4 separate regions of the Homo sapiens genome follow, and all the other regions are linked to region 1. Evidence: chromatin loops called from intact Hi-C (ENCODE). Cell type or tissue: PC-3. All regions are shown on one strand. Region 1 has its middle 120 kb from the start of LINC01696. Region 2 has its middle 14 kb from the start of LINC02769. Region 3 overlaps LOC107985255 (a long non-coding RNA gene). Region 4 has its middle 70 kb from the start of CAMK1G.

Region 1 (5,000 bases):
AAGGAAAACAGATGGAGATATTGACTAGGCTGTGTTCACTTTGTTTCTGCGATACATCCTCCCTCCCTACCTCCACATTACCATCCAACCCTTTGGGAATTACTGGCCACAAGGACCTTTCCCTGCTTTTGGACATAAGCCTCATACTCATTGCACAAACTCTCCTCTGTGTTTAGAATGTGTCAGGCATTACGGAAGCAAGGATGACAAGGGCATGGCTCCCACTCTTGACAAGATCCTAATCGTGTGCTGAAGACAATTCTGCCATCCCAGTACAGAAGAACATGTTCTACAAGGACTGAGCGAAGTGCTAAGGGAACAAATGCATCTGTTCTGAGTGTCTGGGGCAGCTTCAGAGGACAGGGGACATCTTATAAAAGGCTGAAGGAGATAAAGAAATTCTGTAGAATTCTGGGCAGAGAAGACATACACGTAGTACAAAAGCAGAAAATTGCTCAGCCTGTTTTGAGCGATGATAAATTCTGTTGAAGAATATTGAAAATAAGAGTTGTAAAAGTTGGTTTTACAACTGTTTTACAACAGTTGATCTTACTGTCAATTGCTTTATATGCTACAGTTAGCCGAGTCCTTTTAATTGCAAGTAACAATACCCAGGCTGGAGCTCAGGTTTGGGACAGGGAGAGTTGTTCTCATTGTTAAGAAAAACTATTATAGAAGTGCTAAGATGTCTCACAGGACTCAGGAAGAAGGATACAGTTAGGCTTCAGAAACAACTGGAAGCAGGCCGGGCATGGTGGCTCACGCCTGTAATCCCAGCACTTTGGGAGGCTGAGGCGGGTGGATCACAAGGTCAGGAGATCGAGACCATCCTGGCCAACATGGTGAAACCCTGTCTCTACTAAAAATGCAAAAAAAAAAAAAAAAAATTAGTTGGGCATGGTGGCGGGCGCCGGTAGTCCCAGCTACTTGGGAGGCTGAGGCAGGAGAATGGTGTGAACCCAGGAGGCAGAGCTTGTAGTGAGCAGAGGTAGCACCACTGCACTCCAGCCCGGGCGACAGAGCGGGACTCCGTCTCAAAAAAAAAAAAGGAAAAAACTGGAAGCAGAGACTTGCATATTGTCAGTAATCCAGTCATCTAGATATCACAAATTTCTGCTCCTCTCTCTCTCTCTCTCTGCCTGTCTTTTTCTCTGCATGATATGTACGTGTGTTGTTTAAATGCTTTCTCATTTACTTTTCTTGTCCACAAAATGAGAAACATGGCTGCCAACGCACCCTGGCTTTCAGTCTTACATTCAAGGAATGCAAAGAGAAAGTGACTTCTTTTTACCCATTTCAGTGCCAAAATTCCCAGGGAAGAATTTAACTCAACTTAGGTTATGTCAGGTATCTATGGAACAATCTGCTATGGACATGGGGCATTACAATGTTCAAACCAGCATGGGTCCTTTGCCAAGTCCTCAACCAATATAAGAAAACTGGGCACTGGGGGAGGGATGTCTTCATGCAGCTACTATTCTGCAGCCTATGGATAGACAGAGGGTCAAATCCTCAAATTAAAAAAAAAAAAAGATAGTGCTGAGCAGACAGTTCTATAGGAGCCCACTCCACCATGAGCTCCATTCAAAGCCACAGGGAAATATTACCAGCTTCAAGGAGACAATGACATGGTCTGATCCAATCTGTCCCCAAGATACGGACAACAATCTACTTCGGAATTTACCATAGCATCTAATAATTTTATTGTCAGCAAGTGTTTCTTTATATCTGACCTGTCATATCTACACTTCCTTTAGAGAATATGAAATATTCTCCTCATGACCACAGACTCAAAGACAACTAGTAAGTATTTCTAAAATGTGTCCCCTATAATCAAGCACTGACAAAAAGACTGCCACGTAGTGAGTATTCGGCTAGGTTCTAGGTTTTTAATAGCAACTAAGATCCAGTCCATGCTGACAAGGAGTTTGAAGTCTGGGACCTAGCAAGACGGCAAAGACAAATCAAACCTCCACCAACTAGCCAGCAGAGCATTTGGTTATGTTTCTCTGTCCCCTTCTGAAGACCCAGCTCTGTGAGAACTCGGAGGATGCAAAGACTGCCTCTCCCACTGCCCTCCCCATCCCTGACCTCCAGATGTTTGGGTGCCAGCAGGTTTGAACCCAAGATAGGCAACTCTGCACCGAGAGCTCCTCTCCCACTCGCTGGTGTGCAGTTCAGTCACAAAAGAAGCCCTCTAGTTCACAGGCTGCTGAGCCCTGACAAGGAGGAAGCAGAGGGCTTCAGGCCGAGCACAGCCAGCCCACGAGACTCTGTGAATCCACTCCATGGATGCTTGCTTGCCCAGAGGAAGTTGGTACCCTGAGTCTATCATGCCCTTCCTGGTGACCGAGCCTCAGCACTTCCTGAAAGAGTGAGCAGCCTGAGAATCAGGACACCTTGGCTCTCACCCACAGGGAGGAAAAGAGGCAGATAAATACTCCTGGGAATCAGAGAATCGAGCTTAGAAGCTCCACGATCTGCCGGATCAGCTGAGCTAGGCAGAAACTACCATTGCTGGAAACCAGGGCCAGAAAAGGAACATGTGGGTGGCACACGCATGAACATCTGGTGCTTCTGCTGTGACTGGTGACTCTTCCACTCCTCGTTGGGGGGGACACAGGGCCAGGAGACTGGTCCTACCACTTCAACCCCAGCTGTAACCCTAAACCCCCAGCCGAGTTAAACCCCAAATCATTACTCTGGAGGCTTGGGGAACGGAGGCAGGAGTTGGCATTATTTTTCCACGCAAGTCGGAGCCTGAAAGCTTTGTTTCAGCATAGGCGGAAGCCTCCACTCCAGGGCTTGGGGTGGGCTCGGGAGGCCGCCCGCCGTCGGCCTGACTCACAGCGAGCTCGGCGCTCCCTCTTGTGGCTTCTGTGTTCCCCGTCAGCCTCGGGAAGCTGCCGGCCACCACATACAAATGGACTCCGCGTAGTTAAGCTGTCAGGTCTAATGTATTTATTTGACTCTCTCCTGTTAAAATGATTTCTCTACAGCACTGCGGTTATTTACGACTATTGTCAGTACAAGGCGATGAGAAGGCAGCAGCAGAGGAAAACAACAACAGCTGAAGGAAAAGTTCTGTCTGGGAGGGCTGGGTGGCTGGGTGGCTGGGTCCCGGGCTTTCCCGCGGCTGCAGCGGCTGTGTGTTTACTTTATCTGCAGCGGGGGCTTCGGAGCTCATCCATCCATAATGCAGAGCCCATTGCCCTCAGCCCGCAGTTCACGGCCAGCCCCAGTGAGCGCCCTTGCGGAGGAGCTGTGGCCCGGGGAGGACACCCCCAGCTCTTTTGAGCGCTAAACATTTTCACAGAGACCCCGCGAATGGGCTTTTGGCTTTTCTAGGGTCCAGATCGAGTTCTTTCTTATACAGAACCTGGGACCCAGATGTCGTCCCATGGTTTGTCATTTTGGGTACTGTTTGCCAGAATGCCGTCCCTGGGTAGCAGCATCCACGTCACCTAAGAATTTGTTAGAAATGCATACTCTCAGGTCCCACCCCAGGTTGAAAGAATGGAAGTTCCAGGGATGGAGCCCAGTCATCTGCCTTGTAACAAGCCCTCCAAGAGATTCTGATGTGGGCAAGTGTGAGAATCACAGACCTAGAGAGTTAAGCCCCAGGACAGACCTTGAAGTGAGTTTCCACAGAGAAATGACCCAATACTCCTGCACCCCAGTCTCTTCCTTCTTTTAAAGGTTCCTAGAGGCCAGGTGAGTCCCAACCTCCCCTGGAGCTGATTTGGAAAATGATCCGCTCTGACCTGCAGTAGCATGGAACAGGAGTGATCTGAGAGAAGCAGGATAAGGTAGTGGTTAATGACACAGGTCCTGCAGTCAGTCTGTGTGCAAATTTAGATGACTCCACTTACTGCTCCTGTGATCTTGGGGAAATGACTTAATCTCTGTAAAATGAACATGAGATAGCTTTATAGGGTTATTATGACTAGATGAATTCATTCAGAAAAATTCTTTGAAGAGTGGCTGACATGTAGTGTTAATAAATGCTAACTGTGATTCCATTTTGTAATATTGGCTTCCATGTCCATCTCCAAGTCTCAGTCATCACTCAAAGCTGCAGGTTCATGGATAGATCACTTGTTATCAGAAGACCTGTGTTTATATGTAGCCTGGGCTGCTTATAAGCTACAGCACTTGGTGTAAGCCACTTAGCTTCTCTGTGCCTCAAATTTCTCATCTAAAAATCAATACCTATCTCAAGTTTTCATATAAATTATCCCATTTACTCCTCGCACAAGCATTTGTGCTAGGAAAAACAGGTCTCTCACGATGCTCATTATACAAATGAATCAACTAGGACTCAGAGAGGCCAAGTCATGTATTCAAGGTCACACAGCAAGTAGACGGTGAAATCAAGACAGGAATCCATTTCATCTGAGTCCAGGTCTAATAAATTTTTATGAGATAATGCCTGTGAGGGCACTATACAAATGATGGTTATTATTGTTGTTATTTTGGAGGGGCAATCAGAAGAAAACATCCCATTTTCTGAATGTGAATTCAGGAAATTAAAATAACAAACCATAAAGTCCTTCTGAAAAAAAAAAATAAATCAATAACACCAAAAAAAAAGAAAAAACCAACAAAAAATAGAACATTCCGCTATAGAACAAGCAGCAACATTCTGCTGCTATGATTGAGATAAAATCACAAAAATAAATAGAGAAGTGACACCACCATTTTCCCCTTCCTGGGAGATGTGTCTGTGTTCATGAAAGGTACGGAACTGACAGCAGGAGTGGATGGTGTATTTATTCCTGGGACAAGCACGGCCTCATCTGTTTAGCATTTATATAGTGCTTGCCTCCTCTGCTGCACCAAGGCGCCAGGGAGAATGGGTTATCACTGTGAAAGCTGAGGAGCAGCTGAGGTCCCTGAGCAGGACAGAGGGTCTTTCCACAGCTCCACTCCACCCCACCCTGAGTAAGGAAGGGACTGGGTGGCTTCAGACCCTCTCTGCAGGTTTGCCTGTGCTGCTC
Region 2 (5,000 bases), 550 kb before region 1:
TTCCCTTGATGTTATTATTAGTAAAGCATCAGACACCTGAGCTGGGAGTCTCAAAATCTAAGGGACTAGTCAGCCTACCAACATCACTGTCTGTGAACCAGCTCTGAACACCTCTTGCCTACGTGCAATAGAGAGACCTGGCAGACGAGGGGACTCTGTAATTACTCTAGGGTACTTAAGACTAATGAACAGGTAAGGCCAGCACAAATAAAGGTGTTAAGATATATGTTGGCCTTCCATTAACCCATTCGATCTCTCACATCAGTCAGTCTAATTAGACAGTGGAGACTTGTGCCAGTGGAGACTTATACTTCCTGAATTCTAAGAAGAAAAGGAAGTAACTGGGAATTGAGGAGTGCAGGGAATTGATTGAAATTCCCCTATGAAAAAGGCACCAGGCATCCTACGTGAACCTTTGCACATAGGCTCTGGGTTAGGGTTGGGCATCATAGTGGTTGTCTGCCTGCCCCATGGTGTTATAAGCAGGCTGGGGCATAGGAAAATGAGGTTGAGAATATACTGCATGTTGTAGTTGGTGTACCTCATAACCTCAATACTGACAGAAACTACCATACAGTCTAGTTCTGTCTCTTGGATTTCTTTTTTCTTGTTAGGGAATGATAAGAGAAAATACCTTGTGGAGGTTACATCTGGCTTGATTTCCTCCTAAGGACTCATCTGGCACAACTAGCAGCCTCTTGCTGAAAGGAGAAATATCCCTTCCTAACTTTCATGTGGAGGACCTCAGCACATCCACAGTAGAGAGCTCAGGAAAGATGCTGTGTTGGTCCTGAGAGGTTTGCACCCCCATCTGGCTTGAATCTCTGAAAACTTCCTGTCCAGCCCTATCCCTTAGGAAAATAGAGAGGGCTTTCTCTTATAAATATATTTTTTAAACAAGTAACATCCAGAAAAAGCAAACCCATCCTTCGCTTGCTATGTCAGCCCACAAGTCAAGACCTCCATCAACAATGCCTTCTTTCTAAAACAACCAAACCACAGAAGATTGCTTCTCTTTCAGAGGATGTCCTGTGATTGTGTAAGCGGCTAAAGGCTGCTGTACTTGAACGTCCAAGTACCAAGAGATGTAGCAGGGAGGGATGACAGGCAGCTTGGGCTAGGGTAGGAGTAGGTGAGGCAATACCTGAGAAATTCTGTGAGAAATTGGAGCCTCTGTAGAGAGGGTGTGGCTGAGGGAGTGGATGGGGTAGAACGCGTTTTTACTTTTCAAACACTTTTTAAAAAATTCTACTGTCAGATGACCCTATTCATTAATTCATTTTCTCCCTGAAGACTATTGAATATTTAAGCCAGGAACCTGAGATGTACCCAGCGATTTCATATCAGGTTATATCCGGCTTAATTTCCTCTTACAAGGACTCTTCTGACACAACCAGCAGCCTCTTCCGTATTCCTGGATGGCCCCATCGTTCACTGCCACAGGGACCCAGCAACCCCCTCCTCTCTGCAGCCAGTCCATATCAAGCCGACTTCTTTTCTTCCCACCGAGAAGATTTGTTATTCTCATGTACGGAGAGGGAATTTAGAGATGAATTTGCAGGTGGAAGAAACTCTCTCCTGACTCAAAAATACTTATGTAAAATTGGCTCCAAACACTAAGCCAATTTTTGTGCAAGGGCTGGGGTTTGAGCCTGGTGAAAAACCAGTCTCTTTTTTCTTTTTTTTCTTTTTTTTTTTGAGATGGAGTCTCTTTCTGTCGCCCAGACTGGAGTGCAGTGGCGCCATCTCGGCTCACTGCAAGCTCCGCCTCCCGGGTCCACGCCATTCTCCCGCCTCAGCCTCCCGAGTAGCTGGAACTACAGGCGCCCGCCACCACGCCCGGCTATTTTTTTATTATTATTTTTTTAGTAGAGACGGGGTTTCACTCAACACTTCCATGTCTTTTCCTAGAGTCAGTAAACAGTTGATCGCAAGTGGGAAGGTAAGGGCTGAGGGCCTGACTCCTAGCTCCTACTTCATGGCTCACTAGCTGAGTGATTTTGCTCAAGAAGCCTAAATTATGACTGATCATCTCGTCTTTAAAAAAGAGATAATGATGTTACAAAATTCACAGGGCCGATGTGAGAATTAAACGTGATAATATTTGTAAAAGTGTTTTATACAACACCATAAGCATAAGACATATTATTCGTGCTGGCTGGAGGCAGATGTCTTGACAGAAAATCTCTGGAGGTTGCTCCCAATATAAACATTCTATGATTCTTCCGGCCATTTAGTCAGAGTGGAGACAAATGGCTGCAGCTGCTACCCTTAGCAACCGGCCTTCTTCGCTGTAGGCTGCTGTTTGTCACAGTGACCACTAGGTGTCACCTCCTTTTAAAATCTCTCCCCCTTTCCCAAGCGAATCTAGATCCTTTCAGAAGCAAAAGGCATTGAAGACGGGGTTTAGTCAAGACTGGGGGAACTTGGAGTACTGTCTCCTCCACAGTGACAGAGGTCTTTTGCAAGGATCAAAAGGACTCTTGAATTTAAGAAACATGGATGCATTCAACACACCACCCTTTCTTGCTTGTTCTCAGCTCTCTCTCAGTACTAGTGAGATTAGACTGTTAATTCAAGTCTGTCCAGAAAAAAACTGTGGAACCATTTTGAGGGGTCTGGGAGAAGAAAACTCGCAGCTTTATCTGAACTCCTTGAGAAGAGAACAGTATGAGGAAAAGCACCTGCAAAGCCCCCTTTCTTTTTCCATAACTAGAAATGTGTCTAATCTCACTGCCAGGACCTGTTTATCAACAAGCTCCTACTCAGATTCCCTCACAACATGCCACTAGCCTGAGCTCAGAGCAAGCAATTTGGTTAAAAAGGCCATTGAGCTCTAAGGGTTTTCACTCCAAGTCAGACAGAAGGAGGCTTCAAGAGGTTCTAAAAAGAACTCTGGACTAAGAATGGGGATACTGAGGCTTTAGGCTTCAAGAGGTTCTAGAAAAAACACTGTGCTGGCGATGGGGATACTGAGGCATTGGTCCAGGCAGTCCACATGCTAGCCGCACCACCTCGGGTGAAATCACTCTTCCCCTCTGCATGTATTTCCTTCTCTGTAAAGGTAAAGATTTGAGTAAGAGGATAATTAAAATCTCCTTCAGAGGCTAAAATTCTATAAAATCACAGAGTTACGTGTGTGGGTAATGTGTCAGATACATAACATTGACATTCATCTGCTTGTTGCCTTGTCAGGACACTTGATGAGGATTCTTGCCAGTTTAAGAAACATGCATCCATTTACTTACTAAACCCCATTCTTTCCCAAGGAGTTCAGATAAAGCCATTAGTTTTCTCTTCCTGAAGCCTTCAGAATGGTTCAGTGGTTTTTCTGGAAAGATTACAACAGACAGTGATGAAAATCCACTCGTGTTCTTATTACTCAGAGGACAAGCCAAAAAGAGCGGTATGTTTAATTTATGCATGTTTCTTAAATTCAAAAGTCCTTTCATCCTTGCTAGTCTTTGCGTGTGCACTATAAACTCCTGAAGGCAGAGGCCACGTCTTCAGTCTATCCTCCTTCCTCTTCCCCCTCCATATAGACTCAATCCAGGGCTCTGTACTCTGCAGTTGTGCAGTAAATACAAATGACTCACTGACATCAATTACAGGGGAAGAAAAGACTTAGTCTAGATGAAAAGTTCTAGAGTATTCAGGTTTAGTATAATATATCAATAATAATGGCTAATCTTTATTTAACACTAATTGATAAGCAAAATAAGGACAGAGATTTGTCATCTGCATTGTTAATTGCTGTATCCAAGAGGCTATAACAGAATAATGCTTGGGACATCTAAGGCATTTGCTAAATATTTGTTAAATAAATAAATGAATGAATATTTACCATGGGTATGTTTTACACATTGCCTTGAGAGGCATTACTATTATTTTCATCCATATTAGGGGGGAAAGAACTGAAACTAAGAATATAAAAGTAACCTGCCAATTCTCATACCTACCGTGGGCAGCAGTGGGATTCATACCAGCTTGTCTGGTCCCCAAATCTACCTTATATATAAAGCTCAACACTATGAAAACAACTTATCATTTCCTTTGATAACATATCTGAGGTGAGAATATATACTTTTCTTTTGTGATGCATTAATAATTGTTTTCCCTCAAAAGAAGAGGATAGGAAAAGATGTTTTCCCAGGTCCCTAACTCCACAGAGTGAAGAGGGGAAACCTTCCATTTCTCTGGAAAGGAAGGTTCAGGAGGAGTCAATTTACAAATCTGGCACTAGGTGGCGAAAAGCAGATTAGCGTATGTGTCACTAAGGACCTGTACTAGGATTAAGCACGGATTAAGTGCTTTGTGTGTGTTGGTGAAAGGATGAATAGGGAAACCCTGGAGGCATTCATAAGAAAAAGAACTTTGGCTTATAAGAAGAGGATTGGAAATTGCCATGATGGAAGAACCCAGGCATGATTCATTTTCTTTCTATAATTCATGTGCTTGTTCTGTAGATATCTGTTGAACACCTATTTATGTCATTATTTTTCTCAGTGCTGGGGATACAGGAGTGAACAAGACAAACATCCCTGCCCATATTATGGAGCTTATGCACTCCTGGCACACCATGGATCCTAAGCAAACTCATATTTCTCCCTTAGTCCTGCTAACCAGGGTTCAGAGAACCTACTGAAGGCTTTGCAGAGATCTTCCCAAACCTGAAAATGAAAATCATAAGAGTTGAGTTATTTTTTCTTAATTATTTCCGATATATTAAACTTCCATAAACACATACACCCTTATTTCATCGCACCTCTTTCCCCATAACTCCCAAAAGTTATGTACATCCTGATTTTATTCTACATCTTTTTTCTAGTCTTCCCAAGGCTGGGGGAAATGGACCCTGTGAAGCACAAGAATGCATAAACTAAATCAGATATTGTAAGATTATTTTATCAATGTTAACTGGCATGAGGAGAGTAATCCTGTACTCGCTGCCAATACTCTTCAAGAAACTGTAAACCTGGTACTGAAAGAGACCTTAGAGA
Region 3 (5,000 bases), 130 kb before region 1:
CACAAATCTGAAAAGAAATTAAGCAAGACCTATAGAAGAAAACTATAAAACTTTCCTCAATGAAGGAGAAGAGTCTAATATTAATGTCAAGGCATACCATGTTTCTGAAATAGAAGCCTCAATATAGTGAATATGTCAATCCTCTCCAGATCTACAAGTTCACTAAAATTTTCTATCAGAATTACAAGAGTTTTTATTTGTTCATGTTTTTTAAAATTTGACATTTCTAAAGTTTATACATAAAATGATTTATGTAAAAGAGCAAATAAATTTTTGGAAAAGAAAAATAAATGAGTGTTTGTCATACAGATATCAAAATACACTATAAACCTACAACTGTATGGCATGGTATTGACTCAGGAATAGATTCATAAGTAAGTAGCAAACTAGCACTCAGTCATTATACAAACAGACATTTAGTGTATATAAGAAGATATTTCAGATCAGTGGGGAATCAGGGATCAGAAAACCTTTTCTTTACAAGACAATATTATAAATATTTTAGACTTTGGGGGACAAAGTCTCTGTTGCAACTACTCAACTCTGCTACTGTAGTGTGAAAACAGCCATAGGCAATACTAAACAAATAGCTGTGTTCCAACAAAACTTTATGTACAAAAACAGGTACTGAGCAAAATGTGGCCTTTGGACCACAGTTTGCCAACTTCTTGTGTAGACTAGTCAATAAATAGTGTTGAAATTAGCTTTTTGGAAAAAAGTCTGAACTCTCCCACTATGCACAAAAATAAAATCCATTTAAATGCAAGCATCTAAATGTGAAAATGAAAACTATAAAAGTATCAGAAAAAAGTAGAAGACACAGAAACATGAAAAAAATTAACAGATGTGATTACATAAAGCTTTAAAGGTTCTATACTCAAAAGACTGAAAGTAATTATAAAACACCAGGAAAGACTGGGAGAAAATATTTGCAATGATTGTATGAAACAAAAGATTAATATCCAAAATATATAAATCACACCTACAAATTAATTTTAAAATATATAGACTAAATTTTTAAAAATACGAACAGGAAATTCACAGAAGAAATCAAATAGCCAATGAAGATTAAGTTGCTCAGCCTCACCAGGAATAAGAAAGAGGGCAGCCAGGCATGGTGGCTCACATCTGTAAGCCCAGCACTTTGGGCGGCCAAGGTGGGTGGATCACCTGAGGTCAGGAGTTCAAGACAAGCTGGCCAACATGGTGAAACCCCGTCTCTACTAAAAATACAAAAATGAGTTGGACGTGGTGGCACGTGTCTGTAGTCCCAGCTACTTGGAAGACTGAAGAAGGAGAATTGCTTGGACCCGGGAGGCGGAGGTTGCAGTGAGCCGAGATCGCACCACTGCACTTCAGCCTGGGTGACAGAGTGACACTCTGTCTCAAAAAATAAATAAATAAATAAAAAATAAGAAAGAGGTGAAAAATGTATACGCTTTTCTCTCTCTCTCTCTCTCTCTCTCTCTCTCTCTCTCTCTCTCTATATATATATATATATATATATATGTATATATATTTTTTCTATATTAGCAAAAAAAATCAGCATGGGCAAGAATACACAAAAATAGACAATCACGTACTATTTGTGAGAGAATGAGTTAACAAACTAATTTCTAGAAGACAGTAATATCTAAGACAATTTTTAAATACATACCCTTGGACATAATAACAGTACTTGTTGGGATCAACTCTAAAATGTTTGCATAGGTGTACAAAGATTTCTTTTTGCATAAGTTTGTTAACTTATGTTTACTTGTAATGGTGAAAAACTAGAAATACTAACTGCAGACCAAAGGTGGAACAATTAAGAATAAGGTAGACGTATTTGCTGATGTAAGACACAAATCCAAGAGAAAATAGCCAGATGGAAAACAATACAAATAAGAATTATAACACAGCATGAACTCATATTCTTAAAAAAAATTATACATTAATAGAAAAAATCATTTTTTAAGCAGGGCTGAAAAAATTCCCATAGTAGTAGTTACTTCTTGGAAAGGCGGGGCTCCAGGGAGGTAAATGTTAATGTTTTAATCTATATGTATGCCAGTACTGGAACCTTTTCCAAGATCTACTGTAGTTTATCAGGGAGGAACAGGACCCATCTCCAGCAGACAAATCTGCCTGCCGGTCCCTTGCCCTTTCATTTTCCTATATGCCTCTTTCTCACATCGGCCAGTGTGTCTTTTAATTTTGCTTATCAGTTGTTGTGAGTTGAATTATGTCACCCAAAATATATGTTCAAGTCCTAATGCTCATACCTGTGAATAAGACCTTATTCGAAAATAGGTTTTTGCCATTGTAATCAAGTTAAGATGAGGTCATGCTGAATTGGGGTAGGCTCTACAAGAGAAAGGAGAAGGATATTTTGACACAAAGACACAGAAAAGACACACCGATAGAAGATGACCATGTGATGAGGGAGGCAAAGATTGAAGTGCTGCAGCTGCTAGACAAGGAACTCCAGGGGGCACTAGAAGCTAGGAGAGAGGGGTGAAACAGATTCTCCCTCAAGCCTCCAGGAGGAAGCCACCCTGCTGACACCCTGATTTTGGACTTCAGGCCTCCTAAACAGTAATATAATAAATTTCCATTGTCATAGCCACCCAGTTTGTGGTAAGTCAGTACAGCAGTCCTAGAAAACTAATACAACGGTGTTTACCAAAAACTGTGTTTTTGATCCACCATCCAGTCTGTGCATGTTATCTACAAAAAGAAGAGCAGCCAAAAAGGTGTCTGATAATTGTCAGATATCTGATAATTGTCAATTATCAGACACCATTTTGGCTGCTCTTCTTTTTGTAGATACACATGCACAGAGTAACAAGTACAGGGTAACTATTACCCTGTTATGAATAGGGTTCAAACAGAGGTAGGATGACTACCAGCTAGGGTATTGTATGAGAGATTTCTGCACTGAAGGGTGGACTAGATGCCTTCCTAACGTTCATAAACGTAGGAGTCCATGAGTCTCTGTGACAGAACAGCATCGTGCTTAACAGCAAGGATTTGGAATGAGAAAAATCTGGTTTGGAATTCTGATTTCACTACACACTAACTACCTGACCTTGAAAAAATTTCTTAATTGCCAAGAGCTGAAAATAATAATGCTTTGTTGTTGTTGTTGTTGTTGTTGTTGTTGAGATGGAATCTCGCTCTGTCGCCCAGGTTGGAGTGCAGTGGAGCGATCTCAGCTCACTGCAAGCTCCGCCTCCTGGGTTCACGCCATTTTCCTGCCTCAGCCTCCCAAGTAGCTGGGACTGCAGGTGCCCGCCACCACGCCCAGCTATTTTTTTGTATTTTTAGTAGAGAAAGGGTTTCACCGTGTTAGCCAGGATGGTCTCGATCTGCTGATCTCGTGATCCACCCTCCTCAGCCTCCCAAAGTGCTGGGATTACAGGCGTGAGCCACCGCGCCTGGCCAATAATGCTGCTTTAATGCATCAGCATTCTTAGATAAAAGCAACTGACACTCCCTAATAATTCAAGAACAGAAATGTGTTAAAGGAATGTGTTAAAGGATATTGTATAGTTTACTGGAAGCACCAGCAATCCAAAGGCTGCCACTGAAGTCTCTAGAACTAGTTATAGTTACTGCTGTTGCAGCTACATGATACTAACTAGAAAAGATTTTTTTGGTAGCTCTTCCTTTTTCTTGTCAGTATGTAAAGTGAATGTCTCATTGGTGGAACCCAAGTCGTGGGCCCATGCCCTAGCTGCTAATGGGGCTGGAAATTGAATGATAATGGTAGCTATTATTTACCGAGTATTTACTACGTGCCAGGCACTTTTGTTGTATTTGCATATATTAATTCACTTAATCCCCACAAGAACTCTGTGAAATCAGTATGTCACCCCCATTTTCACTGATGAGGAAACAGAGGCACAGAAGAGCCAGGTAACTTAACCAAAGTACCCAGCAATATGTGCAGAGCTGGGATTAAACCCTAAATTATCCAGCTCCAGACCCTGCCATCATTGGGAATACTCCTTTCTGCTCTTCATCTGGCATTTTCAACATTGACAGAGGTGGTCACTGACCACTTCAAAAAGCAACAGATTCTTCAAACATAAAAAGAGGATTCAGATTCTGAATAGCCAAATAAAAAAAAAAAAAAAAAGAAACACAAATGTTTATTACCTTTGTCTACAACTTATCTCACAGAGCTGTCACATATTAAAAGAACAATGTGACCGGGTGCGGTGGCTCACGCCTGTAATCCCAGCACTTTGGGAGGCCAAGGCCGGTGGATCATCTGAGATCAGGAGTTCAAGACCAGCCTGGCCAACATGGTGAAAGCCTGTCTCCACTAAAAATACAAAAAGTAGCTGGGCATGGTGGTGCACACCTGTAATCCCAGCTACTCGGGAGGCTGAGACAGGAGAACCGCTTGAACCCGGGAGGTGGAGGTTGCAGTGAGCTGAGATCGTGCCACTGCACTCTAGCTTGGGTGACAGAGCGAGACTCCATCTGAAAAAAAAAAAAAAAAAAAGGAAAAGAACAATGCATACCTAATGACTAACACAGTGACTGGTGCAAAGCATCCCATCAGTGGAAATTGTTTTTGTAATAATTGTTTTGTAATAATAGTTGCTATTACCACGTCCTTCTTGACTTTGACCAACCACTTCTGGGCTGCTTCTGCCAGTTGTTACCTATTCTAGTATAGCTCTACCACTCACTCTCTGACCCCAGGCAAGTGACTTCACCTTTCTGAGCCTCAGTCTTCTCATCTGTAAAATGGAGATGTGTTTGGAAAGGGGCAAAACTGTGTTCTTTCCAGGAACCTTCCAATTTTGATGTTTTTCAACTCAGATCTTCCAGTCCCTAATGCCCAATCCCTTCCCATGGAATTCTGTAATTCTTATAATTCATAACTTACAATTTCATTCCAGGTTACATGCCACCTTCTACTGTTCTATAATCATTACCAGTTGTTTCCTCCTGAAATTGTGTTGCACAAAATGGCTTTTCAGAACATAGTGTTTTCTGGAAAG
Region 4 (5,000 bases), 310 kb after region 1:
GTTAAATGCAGAGTCACATCTCTCATGAAAATGCTACACTCTGAAGCCAATCTGTTTTACTTCTTACTCCTTACAAGTGCCTACCTTTTCCACATCTAAGCTTTTGCTCCTACACTCCTACACCTCTCAAAAACTCAGCCATCCACTCAAAAATAAAAAGACAACCGAATTAAAAAGCATCTGTGCCTGACCTGGGCCCAGGATTTGAATAGACATATGTCCCCCAACACCAAAAAAAAAAAATACAAATAGCTAATAAGCACATGAAAAGATGCTCAACATCATTAGTCATCAGGGAAATGCAAATCAAAACCACAACGAGATACCACTTCACACCCTCCAGGATGTCTATCATCAAAAAGACAGACTATAACAAGGACACTGATAAATTGAAACCCTTATTTATTGCTGGTGGGAATGCGGTAAGGTGCAGCCACTTTGAAAAACAGTTTGGCAATTCCTCAAAAAGTTAGACATAGGGATAATATATGACCTAGCAATTCCACTCCTAGGTATACACCCAAGAGAAATGAAAACATGTCCACATAAAAACATGCAGATGAAAGAACTGCACCATTTCTCATAATAGGCAAAAAGTGGAAACAACCCAAATGTTCATTAATAGATGAATGAATAAACAAACATGGGGAATATCTATACAATGGAATATTTTTCGGCCATGAAAAGAAATGAAGTACCGACACCTTTTACAACATGGACAAACCTTGAAAACATTATGCTAAGTTGAAGAAGACAGCCACAAAAAACTATAATTCCATTAATATAAAATACCTAGAATAGGCACATCTATAGAGACAGAAAGTAGACTAGTGGTTGCCTAGGGCTGGGGAGTGAGGGGTGAATGGGGCTGACTGCTCATGACTGCATGTTTCTGTTAGAGGCGACAAAAATGTTCTAAACTTAGATTGTGACAATGGTTGTGTACCTCTGTGAATATACTAAAAACCACTGCATTGTATGCTTTAAATGAGTGAATTTTATAGTATTTGAAGTATATCTCAATAAAGATGTTTTTTAAAAAAGAATACCTTGAAAAAAATTCCATCCGTCCATCAAAGCTTATTGCAGGGGGTGGGGGGCCCTTCCTAGTGCTCACCTTCCTACTCCAAAGTGGCTGCCATTGCTCCTGCTCTTGAGTCCCAGTATTCACTGAGTGTTGTTTCTTCTGTCATTTCTCACCTTTTGTTTCCTATTGTAGTTGTCTCTGTATTACTTTTATCTATTACATTAAGTGGCCTCAATTTTGTGAATATGTAAAATGGAACAGATTCAGTAGTGTTTTCATAAGATCACTCACCCTTGTATTCTGTTTTTTCACACAGGGAAGAAAAGAATGGTGTTTCAGTTCACACAAGAAGCTGTGCCTGACTTGGGCCCAGTCACTAGAGCATGTTGCAGACAAGAATGACATCCATCATAGTGTGTGTGTGTGTGTGTGTGTGTGTGTGTGTGTGTGTCGAGTGTGGTAGCTAGTAGATCTCCAAACTGGGTAAAATCTGCAGAGCCATGATTGAGTTTTGCAGGCTGGGTCTTCTCCATGTCCCCAGGCCCAGGGCTGTACCTCAGCTACAAATCCAAGGAATATGTGTGGAATCCTTCCCTTGGCATTCAGTTTGAGACTCTGTCACCAACATAAGATCAAGGAAACCTGCTGACAGGGTGGCCACCAAGGACAAAACGAAACTAATTCTTCAGTGGTTTTAAGTGTTTCTTTCACCAGGGGGCATTTTCCTTTGGAACGACAAGTTGTCTTTGTTTTTATTTATAAACAAAAATTTGCTGCCACTTCCAGCTTCCCTCAGGGTGAGCCCTATGCACCCAGATGAGCAGAGAAAGGCTGGTTTTTTTCCTTTGTCACTGGGCCCTCCACGGGGACATAGGAGACTGGTACAAGTCCTGTATTTAGGCACAAAGTATTGAGCCATGTCGGCAAGACCAGGAGGAGGTGCAGGATAAGGAGAGGGTGTCATCGACCACAAAACTGTGACACAGAGGCAAAGAGGCAGAAGTAGGGGAAGGCTAGTCCGCTCAGGGCAAAGGGAGGAGGCCTTTACAAATGAGAGACTCGGCAGCCTCTCTGGAAATGGGAACTTGTGCTGAAGTTGGCTCTCATGGAGAGCTCCTGGAAATCGAATTTAACTCTTTTCCCCCAGTGAAGATCAAGCAGAGAAAACAGAGGCAATCCATTTTCAGAGTGTGGCCCAAGTAGTCAGTTGCTGCCAGGGTGTCACTGATGCCTCATTTGCTGGTCACCGACATTGAGGTGAAAATACACAACAATTGGCATATGTGCATGCACGCGCTCAAAACGCACACACACTACCCCCACTTGCAGCTGGCACTGTGGGTGCTAAAGCTGATCTACAGATGCAGGGAACATGGATGTGCTGCTTATAAGCCTGAGCTGGGAGACAAACCCATAGTGCTCTTCTTTTGGAACCAGATGGGAAAGGCATTCATGTATCGCCACCTAATGGTACTTACACCTCATTACAGTCTTGGACCTGTTCACCATCAACAGGTAGATGGGTCCACTGAGGACTCACAATGAAAGATGTAAACTTGGACTTCAACTTCCAAATGCATATCCCAACTCTCTGGTCACAGCTCATGGTTGGGCCTTAATGAGTGTGTGCAGGGCTGGTTACCAGCGCTGCCTCCGTGCCCCTATTCCACATCCTGTACCTTTTGGCTGCTCTCAGCTATTTCTCTTATACTTCCTAGGATCCCCTTTAGCACAAAGCTTTGATCCCTTTTAACAGGCACTCCTGAGGACTATTACTCCAACAGTTATCACTCACTTTTCCAGATGTAGAATCAGGTGCCGAGGACGGGTCTACCAAGTGATTCTGCCTAGAGCCAACCTGCCACATCTGCCTTCGCCCTATGCTCCAGGTTCCAGCCTGCCTTCGTGGATAAGCCCTGGGTCAATGGGATTTGAAAACCAAAGGATATTTCATCCCCTGCTGCAGGCTCAAGGGCTTAAGGGCTGACAACTCGCTGAAGTCTGGGGAGGTCTTTTTGGCCTCTTTCACCTGCCGGTTATATCAAACCCCTGAGGTTAGCTGAGTGGCCCCTGTTGACTTTTGAGAGCCCCAGGTGATTGGAAATCCTGAGTAACCAATAAGGAAGAAAGGGCCTTTGGGGTTGACCAAACTCTAGAGTGTTTATATTCGTGAGAGCAGGCTACAATGGCCCTGCATCTGCCCTCCTCTCCCTGGGCTCAGCAGTTACTCTCTCCAGCTTCTTTCAACAAAAAGAGTGGGTCCTTGCTTCCTTTTAAAGGTTGGAAGAACAAAGTCCAGAGATGTTTAGCCAGTTGCCCATGATCACACAATGGAGCCCAGTGGAGAGAAAGCTAGGACCTGGGTCCCTCAACTCCCAAGCCTTGGCACCTCCTTCTCAGGCTGGCCTGGACTTCAGACACCCCTGATGAATGCCCCTCTCTGTGAAATGGCATTGACATTGTAAAATGCACTTTGGTTGGTTGGAAGGTAAAGAGTTGTCTTAAGTGACAGGTCCCTGAATCTACTGTACCTTTGAGTAGAGTGCAGTATGAGAAGCTGAAACCATTGGTGTTTAAGTAAATGTACAAGCTGTTCACATGCTCTATTCTCTTAGCTGCAATAGTGGAAGGTTCTAATGCCCTAGGTAGGGGTGGGAAAACCTGGTTGTGACAAACCTCTCTCTCTCTCTCTCTCTCTCTCTCCTCTCTTTTTCTCTCCTACTGTCTCTTTTCTTTTCTATCTTTCCTCTTCCTTCTCCATCCCTCTTTCAAGTTCTTCCTCAGTAATTCCCTACGGTATTTGACCAGGCATTTCTTTTAAAAAAGAATATTCAGGAATTTTTTAAGCCCAAATGCAACTCTTTCCCCTGATTTTGTAAATACTCCTCTACCTAAACATCCCACCCTCCCTTAAAGTCAGCTGGAGGAAAGTCCTAATCATCTTTCCTCTGAACTGGATGGACTCGGGGAGGAACCCATGAAAGAATTATTCATTCTATCACACGAATATGGTATGAAAGCAGTCCTCTCTGTTTTTCCCACTGCATATGGCATACTCCATTAAGAGGTGGATCCAAATGTTACCCAGCCATAGCCAGGAAGACCAGAGAGGGTTGGACGGGCTAAAGATGCTTCTACATGTGCTAGGCACAGGAGACACCAGCCATCTGTTAAGGGGCTAATCTAAACTCTGTTCATAAAATGCTCAACAGAAATTGCTGGCAACAACACATTGTCCTTTGATTATGAATCCAGCTGTCCATTCTAGAATAAGGAAAATTGATCCCCTAATAATACAACTAACTTTTTTGGTACAGAACTTACCTAGTTTTTGAACTGAAAGGCTCGTGTCCTGAGAAATTTCTTAGTCTTAGGCAAACTAAGGTGGTCTCTATAGACCCCAACGTTGTGCTGTTGCTGCTGCTGCTGAGATGATCTCCTTCACCTTTTCTTACACCTTTGCAATAATCTTCCATAGCTGTGAGTAACCTAGATGCATCTCTTCCTGTACCCATGAGGTACCTAGCCTGCAGGATGGTATTCTCCCTCCGCACCCCTGCTCCATGTCCACCAACCTGGTTCAACTTCTTTTGTCCATCAATAATTCCCTGGCTTATTCTATTCATTTTCTAGTTTGAAATACTTGACATCTTTGCTTAGACCCTCTCCTGCATTGCCTATATGCAATTAATCACCAAGTCCTATTGACTTTTATTTTGAGATGTTTGTGGAATCTGCCTTTGTCCATCTTTACTACCATGACAATAACAATAATGATAAAAATAAACTCCAACTTTAAGGACCAATCAGAGTGGACTCAAGAAAGAATGGAAGGAAAGAAATAGGAATCAACACGTATATAGGATTCAGAATTTCTCAAAATTATTTGATGATGAAACTTACTTTTCACAGAACAGCTCTTGGGACCATTGTTCCATGAAATACAGTTTGGTAAAGGCTCATCTAACCCACA

What was found. Hi-C counts contacts between places; a loop is a spot of excess contacts. Peaks named below come from ENCODE experiments on the same cell type or tissue, not always from the same donor. Only the 100,000 strongest peaks of a DNase experiment are listed, where the experiment ranks them.
Region 2: it touches region 1 in a loop (15-fold over the local background); 61 of 110 quality-filtered maps call a loop at or near these places.
Region 3: a loop joins it to region 1, with 9 times the contacts of the local background. A loop is called at or near these places in 10 of 110 quality-filtered maps.
Region 4: it touches region 1 in a loop (4-fold over the local background); 11 of 110 quality-filtered maps call a loop at or near these places.

Annotation. Positions count from the first base shown.
Region 1 is chr1:209,204,974-209,209,973 of GRCh38, forward strand. No RefSeq gene overlaps it. Among named protein-coding and RNA genes, the nearest start is that of LINC01696, 120 kb to the right of the region's middle. RefSeq lists an enhancer at 2,917-2,976. In PC-3, a CTCF peak has its summit at 2,873 (motif pointing left); DNase peaks (open chromatin) are centred at 2,878 and 3,858; H3K4me3 peaks cover 1,447 bases; H3K27ac peaks cover 1,625 bases.
Region 2 is chr1:208,650,173-208,655,172 of GRCh38, forward strand. No RefSeq gene overlaps it. Among named protein-coding and RNA genes, the nearest start is that of LINC02769, 14 kb to the left of the region's middle. RefSeq lists a silencer at 2,187-2,373. In PC-3, CTCF peaks have their summits at 2,322 (motif pointing right), 2,526, 4,250 (motif pointing right) and 4,464; DNase peaks (open chromatin) are centred at 2,319 and 4,249.
Region 3 is chr1:209,074,419-209,079,418 of GRCh38, forward strand. The region is part of intron 1 of LOC107985255 (a long non-coding RNA gene); the gene reads right to left. Among named protein-coding and RNA genes, the nearest start is that of LINC01774, 100 kb to the left of the region's middle. In PC-3, CTCF peaks have their summits at 2,469 (motif pointing right) and 2,671; DNase peaks (open chromatin) are centred at 363 and 2,473; H3K27ac peaks cover 1,088 bases.
Region 4 is chr1:209,511,015-209,516,014 of GRCh38, forward strand. No RefSeq gene overlaps it. Among named protein-coding and RNA genes, the nearest start is that of CAMK1G, 70 kb to the right of the region's middle. In PC-3, a CTCF peak has its summit at 2,507 (motif pointing left); a DNase peak (open chromatin) is centred at 2,487.